2 separate regions of the Homo sapiens genome follow, and region 2 is linked to region 1. Evidence: read pairs that join two places in POLR2A ChIA-PET (ENCODE). Cell type or tissue: B cell. All regions are shown on one strand. Links, peaks and the distances in the headings refer to the core of each region. The heading gives the core; the rest is flanking DNA.

What was found. ChIA-PET counts read pairs that join two places held together with the same protein. Peaks named below come from ENCODE experiments on the same cell type or tissue, not always from the same donor. Only the 100,000 strongest peaks of a DNase experiment are listed, where the experiment ranks them.
Region 2: POLR2A ChIA-PET joins it to region 1 with 10 read pairs; 1 of 35 experiments calls an interaction of 5 or more read pairs at or near these places.

What each region holds. Positions count from the first base shown.
Region 1 is chr4:101,280,895-101,287,222 of GRCh38, forward strand. All of the region lies in intron 1 of PPP3CA (protein phosphatase 3 catalytic subunit alpha), which reads right to left. Among named protein-coding and RNA genes, the nearest start is that of MIR8066, 43 kb to the left of the region's middle. In B cell, for the core only: no CTCF peak of the experiment used is centred there; DNase peaks (open chromatin) are centred at 1,877, 2,758 and 3,788; H3K27ac peaks cover 2,497 bases.
Region 2 is chr4:102,078,316-102,084,643 of GRCh38, forward strand. No RefSeq gene overlaps it. Among named protein-coding and RNA genes, the nearest start is that of SLC39A8, 260 kb to the right of the region's middle. In B cell, for the core only: no CTCF peak of the experiment used is centred there; no DNase peak of the experiment used is centred there; H3K27ac peaks cover 868 bases.

The sequences.
Region 1 (6,328 bases), core at 863-5,862:
ATTATATAGAAAAGAGAAGGGGGCATTCCAATGGTTAAATGGTTAGAGACTGGAGAAACAAAGAAGAAATAGGAAAAAAAAATGACTGAGAGAGAACAGCCTATGATGCAGGAGGAGAACCAAGAGCATGTGATTTGCAAGTACTCCAGAGAAGAATGTGTTCCGGGAGAGACAGTGTGATCAGCTGTGTTAAATGCTATGCTAAGTCAAATTAGATGAGCCTGCTATTCAACCTGACAACACTGAGGTTATTGGAGACTTTGACAAAAGAAGGCTCTGAAGCAGTGAATGAGGAAAAGCTTTGGAGAGGGTTCAAGGAAGAATGGGAGAAGAGCAATTTGAGACAGTGAACGTACATAATTCTTTTGGAGAGTTTTGCTCTGAAGAGAAATGCAGCAGTAGCTGGATAAGAACATGGGCTCAGGAGAAGCTTTATTATTTCAAGACAGTAAAAACTATGGCATCTTCTGCTAATGAGTATGATCCAACAAAGAATAGAAAATGCTGATGCAGAAAAGAGGACTTCCTGGGGCAATGCTCTTAAATACGTAAGAGGGGGTGAGATCCAGTAAAGAAGCCTTGGCTCTTCTTTGGTCTAAGTGAAATTTAATGTGTATGGATTATAATATAATTTGATTTGTATAAAAAGTTAATATAATTGAGTTGGCTATGAATGAGAATGTATCAAAAAAATTTGCCACAACTTTCTGAAAGTCTTAAGTTATTTAGGCTATGCTACAGATGGTTTTTAAGTCAATCAAATGTAATAAGAAAGTGGTTAAACATTCAGCATCCAACTCAACTAAGTCAATCGAATGTAATAAGAAAGTGGTTAAACAGCATTCAACTCAAGTAAGAAAACAAACTAGGTTCTTCCATAATTTCATTTTAATTTTATATAGTGAAAAAAGCATCCTCCCTAAATTAATCAAAATGCTTGTCTACATATAACAAAGACAGACTTGCTAGTTATTGAGGGTCTTTTTCCTGTACTAGTTGCCAAATGACAAACCTGGGGAGGAAAACAGAAGAATCTGCATTCAACATACATTCAGTTAGACCTCAGGGGGCCTATAAATACACATTCATGGAGCTTTCCATATCTACAAAAATTGATATTTGATATCCCTCCACCCCATACCTTTTCCTGGGAAAAGCTAGTCCAGAAAATGAGAATATATTATCTTCGCATCTATGGCAAGTTTGAAAGTGACTTGCAGTTATTCTATATGAGCTTAGATAATCCACTACCAAAATCATTTTAAATCTGGCTTAACTGCTAAGGCCAATTTTGAGTAGAAGTGTTTTTGACAGTCAAAGCCTTGATAACCACTTCACACCTACCTAGAGGCCCCTGCAACCAAGAGCTAAGTGGCAACAGAAAAAAACTACAGTTTTTCTATCCTATCTGTGAAAACCAGAAGAATGACAAAGGTGATTAGATGAGTGAAATGTGATGGACAGACCTCACTACAATTCATGTTAGATACAGGTCCAGACCTCTTCCCAGAAGATTGCTTTAAGTTGGTAAGACATGGACTTACCTGATAGGTCCTGAATTCCACTGGCCTGTTCTAAATGACAGCGCAGTCAGCATATTCCCTGGATTGGACTGATCTCAGGGCTTCTAGTCCTGGCTTCCTGTGTCAAGGTAGTGTTTGACTCACACTCATTCTGGGTTCTTCCCCATTTCTTCTTTGGTCTATTCACTTGTTGATTTTGCAACCCAAATAATACTATTGTCAATAGATGTCCAAAGACTGGGGTAGAATTAATTTAACATAATGCATGTGGCTGCTTAAACACCCTAGCAAGCTTCCCTTCCTGAGCCTGCTGAGATGCAGGAAGTAAAGCAAGGCTCCCACCCACCTCGCACCACAGAAACATGGCTGATTTACACAGAGGAGGAAAACCTGTTTCCGGGGCAGTCCCCAACATATTTAGCATGGACTTTTAAAACAGCTCATCCAACTCTAATTTGAAATCTAACTTTGATAAAATAAGCAGCCATTTTAAGTAAATGCCTTTCTTTTCTATCTATCCTTCACTTATCTGGGTCAAGTATTATTTGGTTCATATGTATTAAATAATAAGAGTTAATTTTATAGGTTCACATAATACAATTAACACATTCTCAATCAAAGCTCTTTCTTCATGTTTTAAAAATGTAAAACAAAACAAAAAACCCTTCAAAATCAAAACCTGCACTACTCAGTTTTCTCACAAATTATTAGTATTACCACTTTACAGGAAAATAAAAATTTACGGGAAAGCGTCAAATTTCAAAAAGATGGTTTTCAAACACTTGGTTTTAACATGTAGCTGGTCAACAACATAGGTTCAGATTAAAGCAAGTATCTATCCCTAATGTGGCAAATAATTTCGTGACTTGAAATAGCAAAACATCTAAGCCTTGGTATCAATACTCTCTGTAACAAGAGAGCATTGTCTAGCATGGCTCATATTGTTGCTTTTGGCTATAATGTTCTTTGATTTCCTTCTACACAATGTTATAAATCATTAGTCTCTCAGGTTAGTAAAAGTTTACTCAACATAGAGTGGTATTTTTAATTAGCAATAAAAAAGGTAAATAAGTCAGGTGCAATACAAGTAAATTAACAAAATAAGAGTATTTTAAAGTTAGAAAAATCAGTGCTTGCAGGGAAAAACATATTTCTCTTAAGTAATGTGGCAAACCGCTCTTAAGACTGCTGCCTGGCTCCACTTCCTCCTTCCCTGGGAACTGTCAGCACTCTGGCAGGTACGCAATCATTCTGCAACCCAACCTACAGTTGATTGATTTGGAGGGTAGACACCAAACTCATGTAAAGACAATCAGATTTTCTCTCCCTGGAAGATGCCATTGTTATCTGATAAATCCAGGTTGGGTACCACTAATAACTAAGTCATGGTATGACTCTGAAGAACACACCACTACTGCTTCCAAAGCAGTTCTTAGTTCCTAAGGCCACCCTGGTTTCTTCCTATTCTTCTCAAGACCGACGTTTCGGTTACTCCCAGGATTCCTTTAAATCTTAAAAGTTTACATTTAAATTAATTAAAACTAAATAAAATGTAAAATCGAGTCTTGTAGTTGAACTAGACATATTTCAAGTGCTAAATAGTCACATATGACTATTGACTACCATGCTGGATAGCTCAGATTCTCTAAACATTTTCCTCATCACAGAAAGTTCTACTGGACAATGATCCCCCAGAACCTTCTAATAAATTTCCTCTTTTCGTAAACTGCTAGAATCAGGGTTTGTTTTATGTGTCTTTGGTTATTGTTTGCTTTATATTTGTATCCATAAGCGTAATCAGGAAGTATAACGGTAACTTTCTGGAAATCTTGTATAGGATTTCTAGCCAATTTCAAGGGTTTCAAGTCTTGGAGTTAACGTTACTTCAAAACTTAAAAGTTTACTCACATGACTCCTGGACACCTCCTGGGTCACAGAATCATGGAATTTAAAAGCTTGGAAAAAACCTTAGGATATATCTAATTCAATTTTCTGGTTTTTTACACATGAAGACATTAACACCCACAAAGCTTGTAACTTGCTTTTGTTTCTGAACAGTACTTAAATTTGGCTTAACAGATTATTTAACACAAGATAAAAAAGATACCAACTAAAAATGTAATATAAAACATAATTCTGCAAATCTCATGATTACACAAGTAACAAAGCATGAAGTTTAAATATTTATTTACTCACTAAGCTGTTACTACACCAACTCCTTCCTACTCCCCACCCCCATGTCTTTTTTTTTTCCCCTTATTTATTTTGTAAGGTGCATTTCCCGTGGTTACCATTGTTTTCAATGTCATAGTTACCCATATCTAAAAGGCACAGAAAACATTCTGTACTTTCAAATCTGGGAGCAACTACATTTTTTGTTTTAATTTTTATTTTTCACTAGAACCTTTATGTTCAAATATTCCACATGATTAGTCATCTGTACAGATTGGAATCTGGATAGCTGAAGATGTTTTTATTCAGTTGCTTTTAAACAAATAGTAACCAAACATCATTTAAAATATGGGGATTAAAATGTCATACTTATTCATCAATAGATGTCAACTTGCTAAAGCAAGTTCTTTTGGCATCTTCTTAAGAAACGTATTGTTTCTAACAACAGCAAGAAAACCACACAAACACAAACCCAAATACTGATGGGAGACAAGGATTCTCTATCTTGTCTCCCTCTATCTGTACTCACTGTCTCACACCTCAATGCACTAAAATCTGTAACGTCCACACAGCACCGAGATTTTACAGGTTTCTTTCAGGTAAATATAGAATTCAAAATTCATGCAATATTAATTTTGACATAAAGGATTATGTTTAAATAATTATTATCCTTAACTTGCTTTCCTTTAATCATATCTTATCAAGTAGTAGAAGAGGAGATTATGGCCTCCCAACCATCCCTTCCATTAAAGATAAATTGCTTATACTTTCCCTGCTAAATAGATTTACATCTAATATCACTAATCTGTAAATAAATGGAATACAAGATTTATAACCCCTGTACATATCAAATCACTTGATACATGTTTTTGTACGGCTTAAAGAGTTCCCCCTTCTTATATCACATTGCACAAGCCGGTGTCCCACATCATCTGAAACAAAGAGATACATTTCAAAGAATTAATTGATACTAATTCCTTTCCCTTCCCTTTCAAATGCCACTGTGTGTATGTGTGTGTGTGTGTGTGTGTGTGTGTGTGTGTGTGTGTGTGTGTGTGTGTGTGTTTTCTAATACATATCGATGTTGGCTACTCCTATCTCAGGGAAACACCTCTCCCAAGATGGTCAAGCACGACCCACAAAGTCAACAAGGGGAGTTCTTGAACTTATCAATGCAAGCTGCTATGAATCATGCCATTAATCAATACTAGTGTGAATCACCACAAAGCCGGTCCAGGGAACACAGACCAAGACTTTGCAGTCATTCGACAAAAGTTTTGGCTGATAATTTACACAATGAAAACAGAAAGGCAAAAACAGCATAAACTCCTACACCTAAATTGCAATGCAAAAGCACATATACTTTAAAGCAGTGGTCCCTAACTGTTTTGGTGCCAGGGACCGTTTTCGTGTAAGACAATTTTTTCATGTACAAGGCGGGGGTGGATGGATGGTTTCAGGATGAAACTGTTTCACCTCAGATCATCAGGCATTTGTTAGATTCTCCTAAGAAGCATCCAACTTAGATCCTCATATGTACAGTTCACAATAGGGTTTGTTCTCCAAGGAGAATCAAATGCCACTGCTGATCTGACAGAAGGCAGAGGAGCTCAGGTAGTAATGCTTGCTGGCCAGCCACTAACCTCCTGTGTGCCCAGGTTCCTAACAGGCCACAGACTGCTACAGGTCGGAGGCCCAGGGGACCCCTGCTTTAGAGAAAATATGCTAAAGCAAATAAATATGTATGTTAAGGCAAATAAACACAAATGCCAACCACAATCTTAGGTGGCTTTTGTTGAGACACCCGACTCCTTTAAAATACTTGCATATACTATGGAAATGATTACAAATTATTTAGGTCATAAAGTTTTGCACCTGGAAATATCTACTTCACTGAAAAGTTACCAAGAAGGTAGAAAAATCCTGGAATCTCACAAATGGAAGTTATGAAGTTAATTACGTTAATAAAATTCAAACAACTAATTAAAAAACAAAAACTGTCTTACACACTTTAAGGGTCTCTATAACCAAACTCATAGCATCTGCTAGCCATAATTTCAAAATGGAACTCAAAATACTCTCACAGGCCACTGTGTCAGAATTTTAACCATTCCTCCAAAACTGGTAGTTTACACAAATGCTATAAAAAATTAAGTATAAGAAATTCAGCTTCAGCATCCATAGCTGGACATGACAGACCATCTCAGGAGAATCTGAAGGCCTATAAAAGAAGCCTGATCCTTTATCAAGGTCTGAGTAAGTGGGTCAGCTGTCACCTGTGACAGAGTTCAGCCTCTCACAAGAAAGTACATTAGCTGCAGCAGCCCAGGATCAGTTTTCGACAGCTGGGACTTGAACCTGTAGGATTTTAAAAGTTGTTAACTTTTTTTGATGAAAAGCATATATATTCTTTCCAGCAGGTTTTGGATTGCACAACAGAAAAAAAAAAAAAGTATGTGTGTAATATTAATATACCTTTTCTCTTAAAATAAATAGTAATGTGAGGCTATGTTTACTAAACTTTTAATGTTTAAAAATTAAATAACAAGGTCATTCTCAAATCTGTATTTCATTTCTGAAACCCAGTAACTGACAGACAAAAAAAAATAGTTACTAGCAGAAATACCTTAGCT
Region 2 (6,328 bases), core at 688-5,687, 800 kb after region 1:
ATGAAAGGTGATAAAGGTGCCTCAGTTTTGCCCCTAATGTTTTCTCTTGTCTTCGTTCAAGCAAAAGAAAGACAAGGGATTCAGGGAAGTGTGAACTGATGTCTTGGCATTCAGCCTGGCACTAAAATGAAAGCGTTTGCTAAGGACCCCTGAGCTCTCTTGCAAGACATTGGCATTTGTCATAATGTAAAATGAGGTGTTCAGTAATTCAGACATGGCAAGTCATTCCCCGTACCTCCCAGGTCTTCTGCATCAGCTGACTAGGGGAATCCTGGCAGATGACCTGCCATTAACAGTGACATGGAAAGGCATAAGAAACTTACTTATGATCTCCATTTGTGCTCCTCCCTCTAGCTTCTATAAACTGTGTTACTTTCACAGAGATATTTGTACACCTTCACATTTGAATATTGGTCATGATTGATCTCTTTGTATTTAACATAAAGAACCATGCCAAAAAATGGCAAACAATCCATCTATGACTATAAAACTATCTGCTTCCTCACCTTTTTGAAAATATGCAAGCATTATGCTTTCCTGAAAACAAGCCATTTCTGCAGCCAGAAAAGAAAACATTTGTGAAATTTTAGCCTCTAAAATGAGATTGGAAGAAAGAGCAACCTTCTTTGGAATATGGCAGAACATTTATTTGAAAAACAGTTAAAACCATGAAAAATGATGGAAGTAGCACCATTGGTCCTAGAAAAAGAGAGATATAGATAATACTCTATAGGATACATATAGAATAATATATACAGAATATGTTTATTTCTAGGAACAATGGTGCTACTTCTATTATTTACATTTATGGTAAACATATATAAAAGTAAACTTCCAATAAATATATATAAATATATTAATATAAACTATATATCTACATATAATACATTCTTCCACTCAACAGGAAGGTAACATCCACATGTCTCAGGCAGCTGTGCTCATCAGGCTGCCATGCAAGTAAACAGACAACAAATGCCCTCCAGGAACACACCATGCATTCATTTCCACTTAATATGTATGTATGGATCACCTTCCATAGGAGGAAGCATGCGGTACTGCTAAATCCTCAGTTAGGATATTTAAGTAATGATGTGAGCTGCAAATGCCTGGACTCAAATCCCAACTCTAATACTGGTTGTGTGACCTTAGAAAATTGACTTATTCTCTTTCTATTTCAGTTTCTAATCTGCAAATATTAATAGTATATTAATCTATACCTTCCTTATATATTTTATATTATTAAAGTGGGTTGATATGGTTTTCAATGAATGCTATTTATTACTATAATTATTTGAATATTTTATTAATCTTTGCAGGGCAAAACACTAGGTGCAAGGGGTATAGGAATAAAATGGTAAACCAAAACAGAAACAGTTGCTTGCTTTCATGGGAATATGAAAAACAATAAGCACAATAATGAATGTAAAATTTTAGTTGTATGAATAGCCATGAAGAAGAGTATATGGTGCTGTGAGAGTTATGGAAGTGGGTATTGACCTAATTAGGAAATTCAGGGTAATAATCTCCTAAGGAAAAGACAGTGGAGATATGAAGAAAGGATGAGAAGAATAAATGATAATTAAGTGAGGGAAGGCGTAGAAAAGAATGTTGCAGGCAGAGAGAACAGCAAGTGCCAAGGCCTTGTGGCAGAAGAAAATTAAAGGGCATCTGAGAACCTAAAATAAGGCCAATATGACTAGAGCACAGACAACAAAGGGAAACATGGAGTGTAAGGACAAACCTTGCAGGGCAATATTGACAATTCCATTTTCTCTGGAAATCATAAATGAGTTTTAAGGAAAGCAGATGTCATATTTGCATTTTTAAAAAATGAACACTCCAGCTGCACTAGGCAAAACAAAGTGGAGAGGATGTAGCAAACCAGATAGGAATCAATTGTCCAAATACAAGGCCTCTTAATTTTGAAGCTATGCGTATTAGTTTTCTATGCTGCATAAAAATTTGTCATAAAGTTAGTTAGCAGCTTAAAGTTACACATTTATTATCTGAAAGTACCGTGGGTCATGTGTCTAGGCATAGCTTATGCAGATCCTCTGCCCAGGGTTTCACAGGCTGCAATCAGGGTGTTGACCAGGCTGGATTTTCATATGGAGGCTCAACTGGGGAATAACTGTCTTTCAAGCTTATTCAGGTTATTGACAGAATTCATTTTTTTGTGTGTGTGGCCTTAGGACTGAGGGTTCCAGGTTTTTCCTGGCTTGAAACCATCCTCAGGTCCTAGGGACCTTGTGGAATTACCTCCCACCCATGTAGGCTCCTCAATATGGCTGCTTACTTCATGAAACTCATAGGAAGAGGCCCAGGCCCGCCCACAGTTATATGCCTTTTTATTATTCTAGAATCAACTAATTTGTAACCTTAATTACATCTGAAAAATCCCTAGATACTCTGTCATCTAGAAGCAAGTCAAAGGTCACACCCACACCCAAGGAGGGGAGTTTACAAGGGGATAAATACCGGGGGCAGAAATCATGAGTGCCACCTCAGAATTTTGCCTATTTTACTATAAAACACTTAAATTTTACATTACAAACTTTTGAAAATAAGTTCTGGGTACCAGTAGGACCTTCCTACACAGACATTTTTTTTTTTTTTTTTTTTTGAGACGGAGTCTCCCTCTGTTGCCCATGCTGGAGTTCAATGGCAGGATCTCGGCTCACTGCAATCTCAAAATCCCAGGTTCAACCAATTCTCCTGCCTCAGCCTCCCGAGTAGCTGGGACTACAGGTGTCTGCCACCATGCCCGGCTATTTTTTGTATATTAGTAGAGATGGGGTTTCACCGTATTAGCCAGGATGGTCTCGATCTTCTGACCTTGTGATCTTCCCACCTCGTCCTCCCAAAGTGTTGGGATTACAGGCGTGAGCTACCGCGCCTGGCCACAGATCTTATTTTTACATGTGAATGAGAACATTGCTAAGAGAAGATACCTTTCTTTGAGATCTTCATAATGCCCTCTCCATACTACCAATCAGCTTAGTTTCTTATAGTGCTTACCAAGAAATGTGAATACTCTTTAATCCTTCACTATTTTTCAGTACTGTAAATTGGAATATCTCCTCCAGTATTTTCTGGTTGTATTTCCACCTCCATCTGCTTTTATATCAGGGTGTTGAGCTAAGTGGTTTTCTTCGACACCACAACTTGCTCAGCATAGATCTCTTTTTGGCAAGCAAGAAGAAGAAAGGAAGAAAGAAGAAATGAAGAGAAGAAAGAAAAAGAGAAAGAAAGAAAGAGAGACAGAGGGAAGGAAGGAAGGAAGGAAGGGGAAGGGAAGGAAAGGGAGGAAGGAAGGAGAGGAGGGAAGGGAAGGGAGAAAAGGAAGGAAGGAGAGAGAGAAGAAAAGAAAAAAGAGAAAGAAAGAAAGAGGGAGGGAGGAGGGAGGGAGGAAGGAAGGAAGGAAGAGAGGAAGGGAGGGAGGGAGGAAGGGAAAAGAAGAAACAAAAAATAAATGGCTTTAGGCCAGGTATGGTGGCTCATGCCTATAATCCCAGCACTTTATGAGGCTGAGGCAGAATTGCTTGAGGCCAGGAGTTCAAGACCAGTCTGGCCAACATAGCTAGACCCTGTCTCTATAATCTTTTTTTAAAATTAGCCAGGTGTGGTGGCAAATGCCTGTAGTTTCAGCTACTTGAGAGGCTGAGGCTGGAAGATCCCTTGAGCCCAGGAGTTTGAGACCACAGTGAGCTATGATTGTGCCACTGCACTCCAGCCTGAGCTACAGAGCAAGACTCTGTCTCTGAAAACACAAACAAACTCTATTAGGGTTCTCTAGAGGGACAGAACTAACAGGATAAATATATATATAAAAGGAGTTTATTAAGGAGTATTGACTCACATGATCACAAGGTGAGGTCCCACATTAGGCCACCTACAAGCTGAGGAGCAAAGAAGTCAGTCCGTCAGTCCAAGTCCCAAAGCTCAAGAACCTGGAGTCCGATGTTTGAGGGCAGGTAGCAGGCAGCATGGGAAAAGATGAGGGCCGGAAGACTAAACCAGCCTAATCTTTCCACATTTTTCTGCCTGCTTTTATTCTGGCCATGCTGGCAGCTGACTAGATTGTGCCCACCCAGACTGAGGTTAGGTCTGCCTTTCCCAGTCCACTGACACAAATGTTAATCTCCTCTGGCAACACCCTCACAGACACACCCAGGAACAATACTTTACATCCTTCAATCCAATCAAGTTGACTCCCAATGTTAACCATCACACAAGCCAACCCTAAAATAAATGGCTTAAATAATAAGCTCTTTGTATGACTTTCTTGAACTTAGCAGGTTGCATTACATTTACCAAGTTGGGGATTCTTCTCAAAATTATGAAGACTCATCATGGAATCTAACACTACTAGCAATGATACCCAGAAACCAACCAAAAACTCCAGAAAATCAAATTTTATCTTCTGAACTTTAAATCACTGATTATGTCCCTGATAAAGTGATACTTTAAATTCTATTTAATACTTGGAGCACATTTTTTATTTTTATTTTGGCAGAAGCCCACTGGTGAAAATGTAGGAGTGAGGTAGATCTAGATTTGAATGTCTCCTCTCTCCCACCCTCCCTCCCTCCATCTCCTCCTCTCTCTATGTCATTAATTATCTCATTTTACTTCCCCTGTGCCAGGTCAGGCACTGTTTTAGGTGCTGGGAAAAAAAACAGTGAACAAGATAGTCAAGGTATCTGCCCTCATATAGCTTACATTCTAGTAAGGTTCAGGAAGAATAGATAATAAGCAACATACAAAGGAACAAATAGAAAATATCAGAAAATGATAAGTGCTGCTCAAAAATATAAAATTGATTGATGAGAAAGAAAGTAATTCAGTGGCTACTTCAGTTTAGGTGACCAGGGAAGATCTCTTTAAGAGGAGACATCTGACTGGGTGCAGTGGCTCATGCTTATAATCCCAGCACTTTGGGAGGCCAAGGCAGGCAGATCGCTTGAGGTCAGGAGTTCAGGACCAGCCTGGCCAACATTGGCCAATGCTTGTCTCCACAAAAATGCAAAAATTAGCCAGGCATGTGATGCGAATCTGTAATCCCAGCACTTTGGGAGGCAGAGGCGAGTGGATCACAAGATCAGGAGTTCAAGACCAGGCTGGCCAAGATGGTGAAACCCCATCTCTACTAAAAATACAAGTTAGCTGGGCGTGGTGGTGGGTGCCTGTAATCCCAGCTACTTGGGAGGCTGAGGCAGAGAATTGCTTGAACCCAGGAAGTGGAGGTTGCAGGGAGCCAAGATCACTCCACTGTACTCCAGCCTGGATGACAGAGTGAGACTCCATCTAAAAAAAAAAAAGAAGAAGAAGAGACATCTGAGACACCAGCAACCATGAGAAGTGAGAATAGCATTAAAGTTAGAGGATACAGCTAGTGCAAAGGCCACAAGGTGGGAAATGAGCTGAACATTTTCTGCAAACTGAAAAATCAATTTTATGGTCTGAATTGTGTCTCCCGAAAAATTCATGTTGACGTCCTAACCCACAGTACCTCAGAATGTGGCCATATTTGGAGATACAGCCTTTAAAGTGGGATGTAAGTCAACGTGGCATCATTCAGGAGAATCCTAACATAATATGACTGGTGTTTTTATAAGAAAAGGAAATTTGGACATGGGCACATACCAAGAATAGGTGATGTGAAAACACAGGCAGATCATGGCCATCTACAAGCCAAGAAGAAAGGTCTCAAACACATATTTTCCTCAAGGCCCTCAGAGGAAACTAACACTGCTGACATCTTGATATCCAATTTCTAGTCTTCGGAACTGTGAGAAAATTAATTTCTGTTGTTTAAGGCACCCAGTTTGCATGACTCTTATTGTTATGGCTTCCCTAGCAAATCACTACAACCAATGTGACTGGAATGTAGTGGATTAGGATGACAGAGATGAAATGAGTTTACAGTGGTGAGTAACAGCCACGTTTTTTAAGAAGTTTGGATATTTTTCTAGGTCTAGTGAGAAGCCATTGACTGGTTTTAACCAGAAAAAGTCAAACTTATCGCAGAATGGAGAATGGACTGTAGAGTCAAGAGTAGAGGAAAGTGACCAGTAAGGAACACATGTGGTATTCAAGAGATAATGGCAGGTTAGGCTAAAGTGATACAAGAAATGATAGAGGAAGTATATTTTAAACATATTTTGGTAATATAGTCAACAGGACTTGCTGACAGTGGAAAATTTAAATGCTAGTACTGTATTACCACAGGTAGAACTAAAATTTTATTCATTGACTACCTAGTTGTGGAACCTAGATTCTGTTTAAGTAATTTTTCTAAGGATATTTCATCAAATCAAATGACCTT